Regions from separate parts of the Homo sapiens genome. Here all the other regions are linked to region 1. The links are chromatin contacts, found by Hi-C in ENCODE. All regions are on one chromosome and are shown on one strand. Each heading gives the region's core, a stretch centred on a gene start or an enhancer-like site at or near the end of the contact. The rest is flanking DNA. Distances are from core to core; before and after follow the strand shown. Region 1 holds the start of CLDN11 (claudin 11). Region 2 overlaps FNDC3B (fibronectin type III domain containing 3B). Region 3 overlaps PLD1 (phospholipase D1).

The links. Hi-C counts contacts between places; a loop is a spot of excess contacts on that map. Pooled maps may share reads with other maps.
Region 2: a map of CD8-positive, alpha-beta T cell shows a loop between it and region 1 (5-fold over the local background). The contact joins the enhancer-like site here to the promoter of CLDN11 in region 1. A Hi-C loop is called at or near these places in 2 of 168 maps with a recorded cell type or tissue (CD4-positive, alpha-beta T cell and CD8-positive, alpha-beta T cell) and 4 of 50 pooled maps.
Region 3: a loop to region 1 is called in a map of CD4-positive, alpha-beta T cell, with 7 times the contacts of the local background. The contact joins the enhancer-like site here to the promoter of CLDN11 in region 1. A Hi-C loop is called at or near these places in 5 of 168 maps with a recorded cell type or tissue (CD4-positive, alpha-beta T cell, CD4-positive, alpha-beta memory T cell, CD8-positive, alpha-beta T cell and 1 more) and 9 of 50 pooled maps.

Annotation. Positions count from the first base shown.
Region 1 is chr3:170,417,206-170,420,784 of GRCh38, reverse strand. It overlaps CLDN11 (claudin 11), which reads right to left and starts at 1,917. Exons shown (of 3, transcript NM_005602.6): 1 at 1,493-1,917. The coding sequence starts at 1,718. RefSeq lists an enhancer at 1,217-2,169.
Region 2 is chr3:172,330,868-172,334,446 of GRCh38, reverse strand. It overlaps FNDC3B (fibronectin type III domain containing 3B), which reads right to left. Exons shown (of 26, transcript NM_022763.4): 14 at 1,272-1,358. Among named protein-coding and RNA genes, the nearest start is that of GHSR, 120 kb to the left of the region's middle. Within about 2 kb of position 1,751, at least 7 of the 41 ENCODE cell types and tissues checked have a DNase peak (open chromatin) inside an H3K27ac peak, as active enhancers do.
Region 3 is chr3:171,774,916-171,778,494 of GRCh38, reverse strand. The region is part of intron 1 of PLD1 (phospholipase D1); the gene reads left to right. Among named protein-coding and RNA genes, the nearest start is that of PLD1, 34 kb to the left of the region's middle. Within about 2 kb of position 1,939, at least 5 of the 41 ENCODE cell types and tissues checked have a DNase peak (open chromatin) inside an H3K27ac peak, as active enhancers do.

The DNA.
Region 1 (3,579 bases), core at 668-3,167:
CAACACCAGCATTAGCCAAAGCTGAGTCTAGATCTGCGTTCGTTGACCTCTGGCCTTCTGAAAGTTCAAAATGAAGGAAAGGATAGCGTAAGGCAAACCAGGCAAGCACTGCCCGCAGCTATTGTGTGCCAGAGGCCATGCCAGGTCCAGAAGAGGAAGCAAAGAGAATAACAGGACGCCATCTCTATCTTCAAGGAATTTAAAACGTAGTGGGAGAACTTCACTCACGAACAATCAACAAAAAACAAGATAAAATGTGCCTTTGTGAGGATAAGAGCCAAGTACTAGGCAGCAAGGAGAAAGGAGGGATTCAGATTCCGACTGCGAGGACCGGAAATAGGGCGTGCTTGGAGGAGGCTTAAGGGGCGAGCACAGTCTTATCTGACTGGCGGCTTCAGGGACAGGTTTCTCCCCATCTTGAGGAAACCGGGAAAATCCTTTAAGTGAGCACAATCCACGAAGGCTGGGGGACAGAAGCCCACCTTGTAGGGACATGCCTTGGGGGTAGAGCAGAGATTCCAGCAGAAAACCAAGGGGGTGCCCGCGACCTCGCCATTGCCCAACCCATTGGTTTAAATCTGAATTGAGGCTGTCGCCCAAAATGTTTCCACAGGACACATGTGAAAATGTGGCCCCTGGCCGGCGCTAGGCTGTCAATTTTTACCTCCCCTTCCCAATCTGAGACACGCTGGAGGGGTGGCGGCGAGCGACCCTCGGCGGCGCGCTCCGTATCTCCCCAGTGGAGTCCGCCCTCCGAGGAGCGCCCGCTCGTCCCTATCCAACCCAGCGGCGCGGAGCGGGAGCCGGCGTCACCGCAGCCCCGCAGTCTGACGCGCCCACAGCAGGGGCGGGGGTAGCGGGGGCAGCGGAGATGGCCCTGGGCACGTGCGGGAATCAACGTGACATTTCCCAAACCAGGCAGCCCAGAGAGCCCTGGACGTGAATTGCTCAGCGGCTGCGCGGACGGAGCTAGGAGGGCTCTAACCTGGCCGGGGGCGCTTCGCCCATCCCATGAGGACCGAGAAACTCAGCCTGAGCCGGTTCGATTCTCCTGTCAGCTTGTGTTACACGCTCCTTCTCACCTCTGCGGGCGGAACCTAACGCGAAGGCTCGGCGCCCCGGGGGAGGCCGGGCGGGAGCGGGAAGCACTTCGGGAAGCGGACGGTGGAAGGATGCGGGCTGGGACCGCAGTAATTAACACGGACTCAGTTCCTATTAGGTGTTCCGGTTTGTTCATTCTCAAAGGGACCCGGCCAGTGTTACCACCGGCCACATTGCCACTATTATCTCAAATTCCAGATAAGAATACTGCGGCCTAGAGAAGTTAAGTTCGGGGCTGCCTAATTCTTTTACAACAAGGTGGGACTAGGGATGTCAAAAACGTACCCAAAGGTCTTCAAGCCCCCAAAATGTCTCTGTGACGCCGTCTAATATCCCGCTCTCTACCCAGAGGATAAGGATTTGGGAGCCGCCGCCAAGCTCGGGTCCTTACCCGGCAGGATGAGGATGTCCACCAGGGGCTTGCAGTGGTACAGCCCCGTGGCCATGACGCAGTCGGCCCACAGCCCCTTGGAGCCCAGCTCATCCAGCTTGCGGCAGGTGGGGATGGTGTAGCCGCAGGTCACCACCCAGTCATTGGTGGAGGTGGTCACGATGACCCCGATCCAGCCCACGAAGCTCGTGACGAAGCCCACCACCTGCAGGCACGTGGCCACCATGGTGGCCGCCAGGATGTCCCCGTGCCTCGCCCCTCACGGCTGTGCCTGGGCCTGGGCTGGACAGTGCCTGCCCAGGTACGTCTCCCACGCTCGCGAGCCGCTGGAGGGCGACGGCCCGAGGCGGGACACTGGAGGTGGAGGTGGGCGCCGGAGGCTGCGAGCTCAGCGGCGAAGGGCGCACGGCGGGGACAGCAGCGCTGCTGGGCAGCGCGCCCCCGCCCCCTCTTTAAGCCCCGCGGCTCCGGCCGGCGAGCACCAATCGGCGGCAGCCCCGGGGCGCGCCGGCCAATCGCGGGGCGGGGCCGGGAGGGAAGCGTGAAGGGGAGCAGAGTAACCCCAGGGGGGCCATTGGGCCGCCCCACCCCGTCCGCAGCGCAGTCCGGCGATGCAAAGTAAAACAATTCCATCCAGGTCCAGAGAAACGGAGAGCGCAAAGAGGGCGTGCGTTTGTCGAGAGTTCTGTTTTCCTGCGACTGGTTTCTCTTCTTATAGCCCCTCTCTCATCTCAGTCTCTGGGTGTCCATTCCGCTCCGACCCTCCTCAGCTCCTCCCTGCTCGCTCCTTCTTCCCTGCTGCGAGCACTCCAAGGGCGCTCGGTACAGTCCCCCGACGACCCAGGATTGTGACAGACTGAAAAGTGCAGTAGGGACAAACGCGAGGCATTCAGTACACACAGTTACTAGAAGAAAGAAAACGATGCTTTTCAGTGGTTGAACATCATCAGCGGCAAACGTGGCCATAATAATCAACAATAGCAACTCACATTTATCGAGCTGTGTTATATATTATGCAGATGCATTTTACATGCATTAGCTCATTTAATCCTCATAACAGCCTTTGAGGTAGGAACAATTGTCAATGACACATACTAGGCCGGGAGTGGTGGCTCACACCTGTAATCCCAGAACTTTGGGAGGCCAAGGTGGGCGGATCACCTAAGGTCAGGAGTTCGAGACCAGCCTGACCAACATGGTGAAACTCCATCTCTACAGAAAATACAAAAATGAGCCGGGCATGGTGGCGCATGCCTGTAACCCCAGCTGCTTGGGAGGCTGAGGCAGGAGAATAACTTGAAGGAGGTTGCAGTGCGCCAAGATCGTGCCACTGCACTCCAGCCTGGGCAACTGAGTGAGACAACGTCTCAAAAGCAAACAACAACAACAACAACAAATTACACGCACTAGCCATAGAGAAACAGCACAAGAAGGTTGAGTTGCCCAAGTTCACGCAGCTAGGAAGGGGTAGATACCATGGGCCCATCTCATCCCTTTCACGAACTGTTTCTAGGAAACTGTCCTGATCAGTCTGAAAATTCCTAAGGGGTTCATGTGTCCCATTTTAGACGCATTAAAAGCTACAGCAGACTTCTCTGGCTCACTGTAAATAAATTAATATCTGTACCCCACTGAGAAAACTGCCTAGCCCAGAATGAGCGCTCTGATAGTGTAAAGCTATCATCATCACCATCAACATCATTAAGCCACCATGCATACAAATAGGCCGCATTATTTGCACCTTTTTATTCAGATAGGGAAGTCTTCCTTGAGCTGCATTTACATTCAACAGTTTTCACTCCCTTTGAAACATTTGGCTTATCTTATTATCTCCTTCTATCCATTCCCTTGGACCACTGCCTCCTCACCAATCATGAGACTTAAAGGTGTGAGGATTTCAGAAAGCACAAAAACTTCCTGCTCAGCGTTCTAAAATCTAAGATACTAACCATAAATCATAGGTACTGAGCTTTCCCAAAGCCAGCCCTAATGCTGGTTATCAGTGCAATCACCATGTCTTCTAGGAAAGCCTGGACTTGAGGAGACAATTACATTTCCCTGGAGACCCCAAGGAAATCAAGTGCACA
Region 2 (3,579 bases), core at 502-3,001, 1.9 Mb before region 1:
ATAAAAATAAAATGATAAGATGGGTTTTAAAGATATTTTTACCCTTTCAAAAAGACATGATAAAACAAGTATGTCATCACCTGGTTTGTATTGTTTTGTGAAAGGAAAATATGGGGGTGGGGGGGGGGACATAAAAATAGCCCCACTTTTTAAAGCGTAGGGCAATGCCACCTTGTGGAGAAACGTTAGCAGTATAGCTATGTTCTCATAGCCAGCATCGATAATAAGGGTTTTAAAAAATATGTTAAAAATTATCATTTCCCTCAAATAGTCACACACTGCACTTGATAATTTGGCAACTATTTATTGAGTGATTGCTATGTGCCAAATAATAGCATTTGGTCCCTGACTTAGAGAAGAATGTGTGGAATCAGAAGACAATCTTATCTTCCAAAACGCACACTTGTCATACTAGAAAATACAGTGCTGCAGAATATCGTTTTGATCTCTTAGTGATCGTAAAGTCATATTCACTTTTTTGGCTACTACACATAGTCCTATAGTAACATTAATGGTGGCTGTTAATGACCAAAGACAGCCCAGGTAGGGAGGGGGTGGGTCATGGAAGAGAAAATTACAAGCAAGTGAGGAAAAATAAATGGGCAGAAGAGCAAAGGAAAGTGAAGAGCAAAGAGACTGCTCGAAAGGAAAAAGGTATGGAGTGCAGGTAAGTGACAGGTGCACTCCAGCACCTGGTGTGTCTCTTCCCAGGCAAGGGCATTTGGCCATGCTGTAAATGCAATTTATTACAGCACATGATGACAATTTTTGTGCTCACAAGTTGGTTTTAAAATTAAAGCATGGGCCAGGCGCAGTGGCTCATGCCTGTAATCACAGCACTTTGGGAGGCCGAGGCAGGTGGATCACGAGGTCAGGAGATTGAGACCAGCCTGGCCAACATGGTGAAACCCCCGTCTCAACTAAAAATACAAAAAAAAAAAAAAAAAAAAAAAAAAAATTAGCCGGGCATAGTGGCACACGCCTATAGTCCCAGCTACTCGGGAGGCTGAGGCAGGAGAACTGCTTAAACCCGGGAGGCAGAGGTTGCAGTGAGCCGAGATCGTGCCACTGCACTCCAGCCTGAGTGACATAGAGACTCCATCTCAAATAAATAAATAAAGCATGTTGTACACTTTATAAATGTTACTTTCAAAATGTAAAGTGCTGTGAACTTCATTTTTTAACCTGTAGAGTCAATCTGACATGGTAAATGGTGAAATAGAAAACAGTTTCATTTTTAAGCAGTTCAGGTAGCAAAATGACTGACTCACCCTGAATTTATACTGTGTGCTTCTTTTGAGATTTTTCACAGTACAGGTTAAATCCTCTCCAGTGTATTTTGGGTGGAAAAGGTTATCCTGAAAAGGCAAAGCCAGGAAGAAACATCAGTATAAAAAATTCTGGGCATTAAATACCTTTGAATACAGGATTTTTATACTGCCTTTCCCTACCATCACCAGCAACTGGCCAGAGGTCTGGCAGCTACCGCAAAAGAGAAAAATCAGAAGCCCAGAGTATTGTGGATAGCACTTGAGCTTTAAATAAAAATTTATCTCCATCACACTGTAATTTCTCCTGGGTCTGGTCAAATTTATTGTGACAAAGGAGTTAAGCAACTTTTGAAAATACATTTAACATTTTTAATGTTGTCATGAAAAAAGCCCTTTGCACCGAGGTCTTTACTATCAAACTGCAATGTGCTATGCAGTAAAGTGTGGCTGAGCTTCCTGACCACACAGTGCCCTCTTCTGGCCATGGGAGAAAGGACAGCTTAGATGGGAAAGGGCACAATCCTTTAGGAGGGCAAACATTCCACTAAAAGTTGAACTCAGGGAACTCATTCAATAGTTCTATCTCTATCATTCTATCATTCACTCATCAAAATACTACTTAGTACCTTCTCTGTGTTGGGCTGTCCTCTAGGCTCTAAGGATTCAGCACTGCCCAAGAACAGAAAAGGCCTTGCCCACAAGAAGCTCACATTCCAGTGGGAGAAGACAATACAGAAAAGCTGCTATGTATGTCACATGGTGTTAAGTGCTATGACAAAAACTAAAGCTAGGTAGGAGGATACAGTGGTGGAACTGGTGAGGGCTTTCTACAGCTGCTGGAGGTAAATATGGTAGCCATATGTGGCTCTTTGAATTTAAGTTTATTACAATTAAAAACTCAGTACTGGCTGAGCTTGGTGGCTCACAACTGTAATCCCAGCACTTTGGGAGGCTGAGGTGGGCAGATCACCTGAGGTTGGGAGTTCGAGACCAGCCTGACCAACATGGAGAAACCCCGTCTCTACTAAAAATACAAAATTAGCCAGGCGTGGAGCTGCGTGCCTATAATCCCAGCTACTCGGGAGGCTGAGGCAGGAGAATCACTTGAACCTGGGAGGCAGAGGTTGCAGAGGGCCAAGATTGCACCACCGCACTCCAGCCTGGACAACAAGGCGAAACTACATCTCAAAACAAACAAACAAGCACAAACCCTCCATACTATAGGCCAACATGCATATGTCAGGTGCTCGAGAGTTGTATGTGTATAGGTGCCACCATACTGGATGGCACAAATTATAAAATATTTCCATCACTGCAGAAAGTTCTATTGGGTGGTGCTGTTCTACAGTGTGATCAGGGAAGGACTGCCCAAAGAAATGACATATGAGAACAGACTTGAAGAAAATGAGGGAAGGGAGTCAAAGACATCTGGAAGGGCATTCTGGCCAGAAGGCAGAACTGAAAAGGCTTTGAGGCCACAGCACACACGGTGTGTTTAAAGAACTGACTAGAGGCTGGCTGGGTGCGGTGGCTCACACCTGTAATCCCAGCACTTTGGGAGGCTGAGGAGGGCAGATCATGAGGTTAGGAGATGGAGACCATCCTGGCTAACATGGTGAAACCCCATCTCTACTAAAAATACAAAAAAAAATTAGCCGGGTGTGGTGGCGGGCGCCTGTAGTCCCAGCTACTTGGGAAACTGAGGCAGAAGAATGGCATGAACTTGGGAGGCGGAGCTTGAGGTGAGCCAACATCGCGCCACTGCACTCCAGCCTGGGTGACAGAGCAAGACTCCATCTCAAAAACAAAACAAAACAAAAAGAACAGACTAGAGGCTAATAAGACTACAGTGAGTGGAAGCAACGAGGACAGTAATGGAGAGCCCAATCACACAGGACCTTGTGGGCATTGTAAGAGCTCTAGGGATTTTACTCTGAAAAAGAGGGGAAGGCACTGAGACAGGAAGGATTCTGAGCAGGGTGCTGACATGATCTATTTGTATTTTACAAGATGATGTTCTCCACCCAGGCTCTGTATGGAGAACAGACTGAAGCCTAGTAAGGATGAAGTTAGGAATATTAAGAGGCTATAATCCAATAACAATATTATGTTATTGCAATAATCCACAGGTGAGATGAGTGGCTCATAAAAGGATAGTAGCTGTGGAGATAAAAATGGTTAATTTCTAAATAATTTCTAAGGAAGATTCAAAAGGATTTTCTGATTATATATAGGATCAAGGATGACTCCAAGAGTTTTTGCTTCCCCAGCTGAAAGGATGGAAATGTCATTTACAGAGATGGGAAAG
Region 3 (3,579 bases), core at 690-3,189, 1.4 Mb before region 1:
CCACTTATGCCATCTCTCTCCAGATGCCATCTCTCTCCAGTCCCTTACTCTGCTTTAGTTTTCTTAACAACACTTAGTATTATCTGGCTTTATATATATTTGTTTTAATTTTTGATAGTCTGTCTTCCCTAATAGAATATAAACTCCCTGAAGATAGAAGTTTTCTGCTTTCATCACTAATGCTGAAAACAATGCCTGTCGCATAGTAGGTGCTCACTAAGTACGTGTTGAATGCCTGACCTTGGGAAATTTAAGCTTTCTGGCCCCATTTTCATCACCTGAAAAATGAGGAAAATAATTGTATCTAATTCATATGGCAGATGTGAATGTCAAATAAGATATTGAGTCTAGTAAGATATTATGGCAATAGTGTTGGCTATTATTTTGTAATTATCATTAAGTAACATAAATAATTTAAATATCTTGTAAGCAACAAATACATATATGAATGCAATGTAAGGTAGAATTTTTGCTATATGCTTTTTACAATGGTTGATTTCAGAGGTATAACTTGTAATATGTAGTTACTGATTACTAAGTTGGAGGAAGTAGTTATAAATGCATGAAAAGTTAAATGCCATCACTATTTAAATAACCCATCCAGATAAAATAGAAAGTCGCAAGGCATAATTTGTTGCCTAATGGATTTGCGGCTGCTGATGATGATTGCTGTAGTTGTTGAGCAATTTTGTTTTTTTTTAAAGCAGGGTGACCTGAAAATGCTTTGTAGAGGACATGGGTTTGGGCCGCCCCTTGAAATGCTGGGGAGGATTTGACTCCTTTACTGTCGAGGAGGGGGAAGGGCATTGCCACAGTTGGGACAGTGGCACAAACTCAAAAGGAAGGAAGAACTAGGTAATTTGAAAAACAGAATAAACCAATTTGGCTGGAAAGTGAGGTCTTGTGAGAAAGCAGATTGAGAGCAACACAAAAAACAGGGTAGGAACTAGAGAAAATGGCTTCAGGTTAAAGGAACTGCTAGGGCAGTAGGAAACCCTTCCTTAGATTGGGTAAGCAAGGAAGGAAATGCCTCTGGGCAATTAGGAAAGAAGGTAAATCATCAAGGGCTTGTTCCTGCCAGGTTGAGTTCCCTCTTCCCTTACACGCAAGCAGCTCTAAGCGAAACCTCTGCCTTTCCTACAGCGGATGGGTGTGCTGTGTCCTGAGACAGACAGCAGTAGGAAGACCAGCTCTCCGGTTCCTGGGACATAGAAACCAATTTTGAACTCTTTTCACACACAACAATTTTCACTCTAGTTTTTAGGTGACTGATTACAAGGCAAGTGACAATTTTCACTCTGGCTCCTTATTTAAAAAAGAAAGAAAATAATAGAGAAACTTGGAAATTAAAGATCCATCCATGAACATAGTAATTTACATTGTAACTGCATATTAAGAAATGTTCAGCTTTTTTTTTTAAGCAGAAGTTACTGTATTGTGTCAGATTAGTCATATAAACCCACATTCTCATTATTGTGTAAAAGGAAGTCATGTATTATATGAGAAGGGGCCAAAGTCGTCTGTGAACTGATCAGGTATTTAAAAAGAGAGGTTATCTAGTTAACCTTGAGATAAAATTTGTTTGAAATTATACAGTTTTATGTAAAATTACAGTAATTTAAAAGGGTGCTATCACACGCGCCTTCAGTTTATTGTTATTGCCAAGTTACAAAATGATGCTACACTTTGCAGGGTTAGAATAGATTTCAGAGCAATTTGTAGTAATTAAGAATAACCTTGTAAAAGTAAAAGAAGCAAAATAAAACAAAATAAAATGAAATATAGACAGGAGCCATGACAGATGTTACAGAATAGGGAAGGGATGTGAAGACAATAGGTGCCGTTGTCATTACCGCAGCCCTGGCAACACACGTCACAGATTAAATAATGAATGCCAGTTGGTGGGCACAGAGAGGAAAGAACAGAGAGCCCATTGTTTCAGCTTGTCCATCTAATTTCAAACCAATTGCTTAAGTAAAGTCTTCTGTCTTGGTTAGAGCCAATGGCAAATTAAAGAGCTGAAATATTGCAAATCTTGTAATTCACTCTGGATCACCAATCAGAACTAAATAAAAGAGCTTTGAGCAAGGAAACAAATTCTTAGCCTTACCTGTAAATAGAAGCCTGGAGAGAAGTGCAACTCATCATTTGGGTGGGCACCCACTGTGCCCACCTCTTGCGATCAGGTTCTAGCTAGTGTGGTATGAGGGAGGGGCTCTTCATCTTACTCTTCTGTGCCCATGACTACAGCTCCATAGAGTGGGGTGACAGGTACCACCGTCCGCTGCAGCACTGGCGCAGTGCTGAGGCCCAGGAAGGAGTGTCTTCTTAGATGGCAGCTTCAAGGCACGTTTGGGTTCCTGCCTTTTCCTACTCTGAATAGATGTGATGAACTAACAGGCTAATACATGTGAAAGCCCTTTGTTTACGCAAATGAAGGGGTTACTGTTTTTATTATTTTAGGGTGTGGAGTCACGTGGTAGAAAGAACACAAAGTCAGAAGTCCTGCGTTTGCATCCTAGCTTTGAAAGCTGTCTCCATCTCATACTAGGGTCCCCCTTTTCGCAGAGCTATTTTTAAGTGTTTTCCTGTGGCTTTTTCTTTCCCCTTTTATTTTAATTAATTAATTAATTTTTTTTGTTTACTTATTTTGAGACAGAGTGTCCCTCTGTCATCCAGGCTGGAGTGCAGTGGCATAGTCTCTGCTCACTGCAACCTCTGCCTCCTGGGTTCAAGCAATTGTCCTGCCTCAGCCTCCTGAATAGCTGGGATTACAGATGTGTGCCACCACGCCCGGCTAATTTTTGTATTTTTAGTAGAGACGGGGTTTCACCATGTCGGCCAGGCTGGTCTTGAACCCCTGACCTCAGGTGATCCGCCCCTCTCAGCCTCCCAAAGTGCTGGGATCACAGACGTGAGCCACTGCGCTGGGCTCTTTCCCTCTTTAAATCAGATGTTCTTTACTTTTACTTGTGCCATGGGGACCTCTTTGACATTCTAATTAAGCTAATGAACCACTCTACAGAATATTTATTCTGTAAAATTAAACACATAAAATTAAAATGCATAGGATTACAAAGGAAACCAATTATACTGACATAAAGTTATCAATATGCAAAGAAGTAAATATGTCATATTGTAATACATGTCCTTTATTAAAATGCATTACTTACCAGTATCTAGTGGCAGGTCTAATAACTACTGTAATTTTGAAATAGTGATGAGTGGAAATGATACTTTGAGATATTGCAATAACTAATGTGATATGAAAAATCCTTGATGTCTAAGAAAATATCTTTGACGTCAAAGAAAATATCTTTGATGACAAGTTACAGAAGGAAATGATAATTTTAGTTAGAAGTTAGTAAAAATAAAAATAAAATTTTTTATCAACAGCCTGAATTCTGTCTGACACCCTTAGCCTTGCCTTAAATTTCACTCTTTCTTCTCATGCTGTACATTTTCCAGGGACAAACTCTGTGTCCCACTGTCCCCCAGCTGCAGCTGCTCCTTCAGTGTCAGTGACTCCTAAATGTGCACCTCTGCTGTCTAGGCAAAGGACTGTAGCACCTGGCCTGC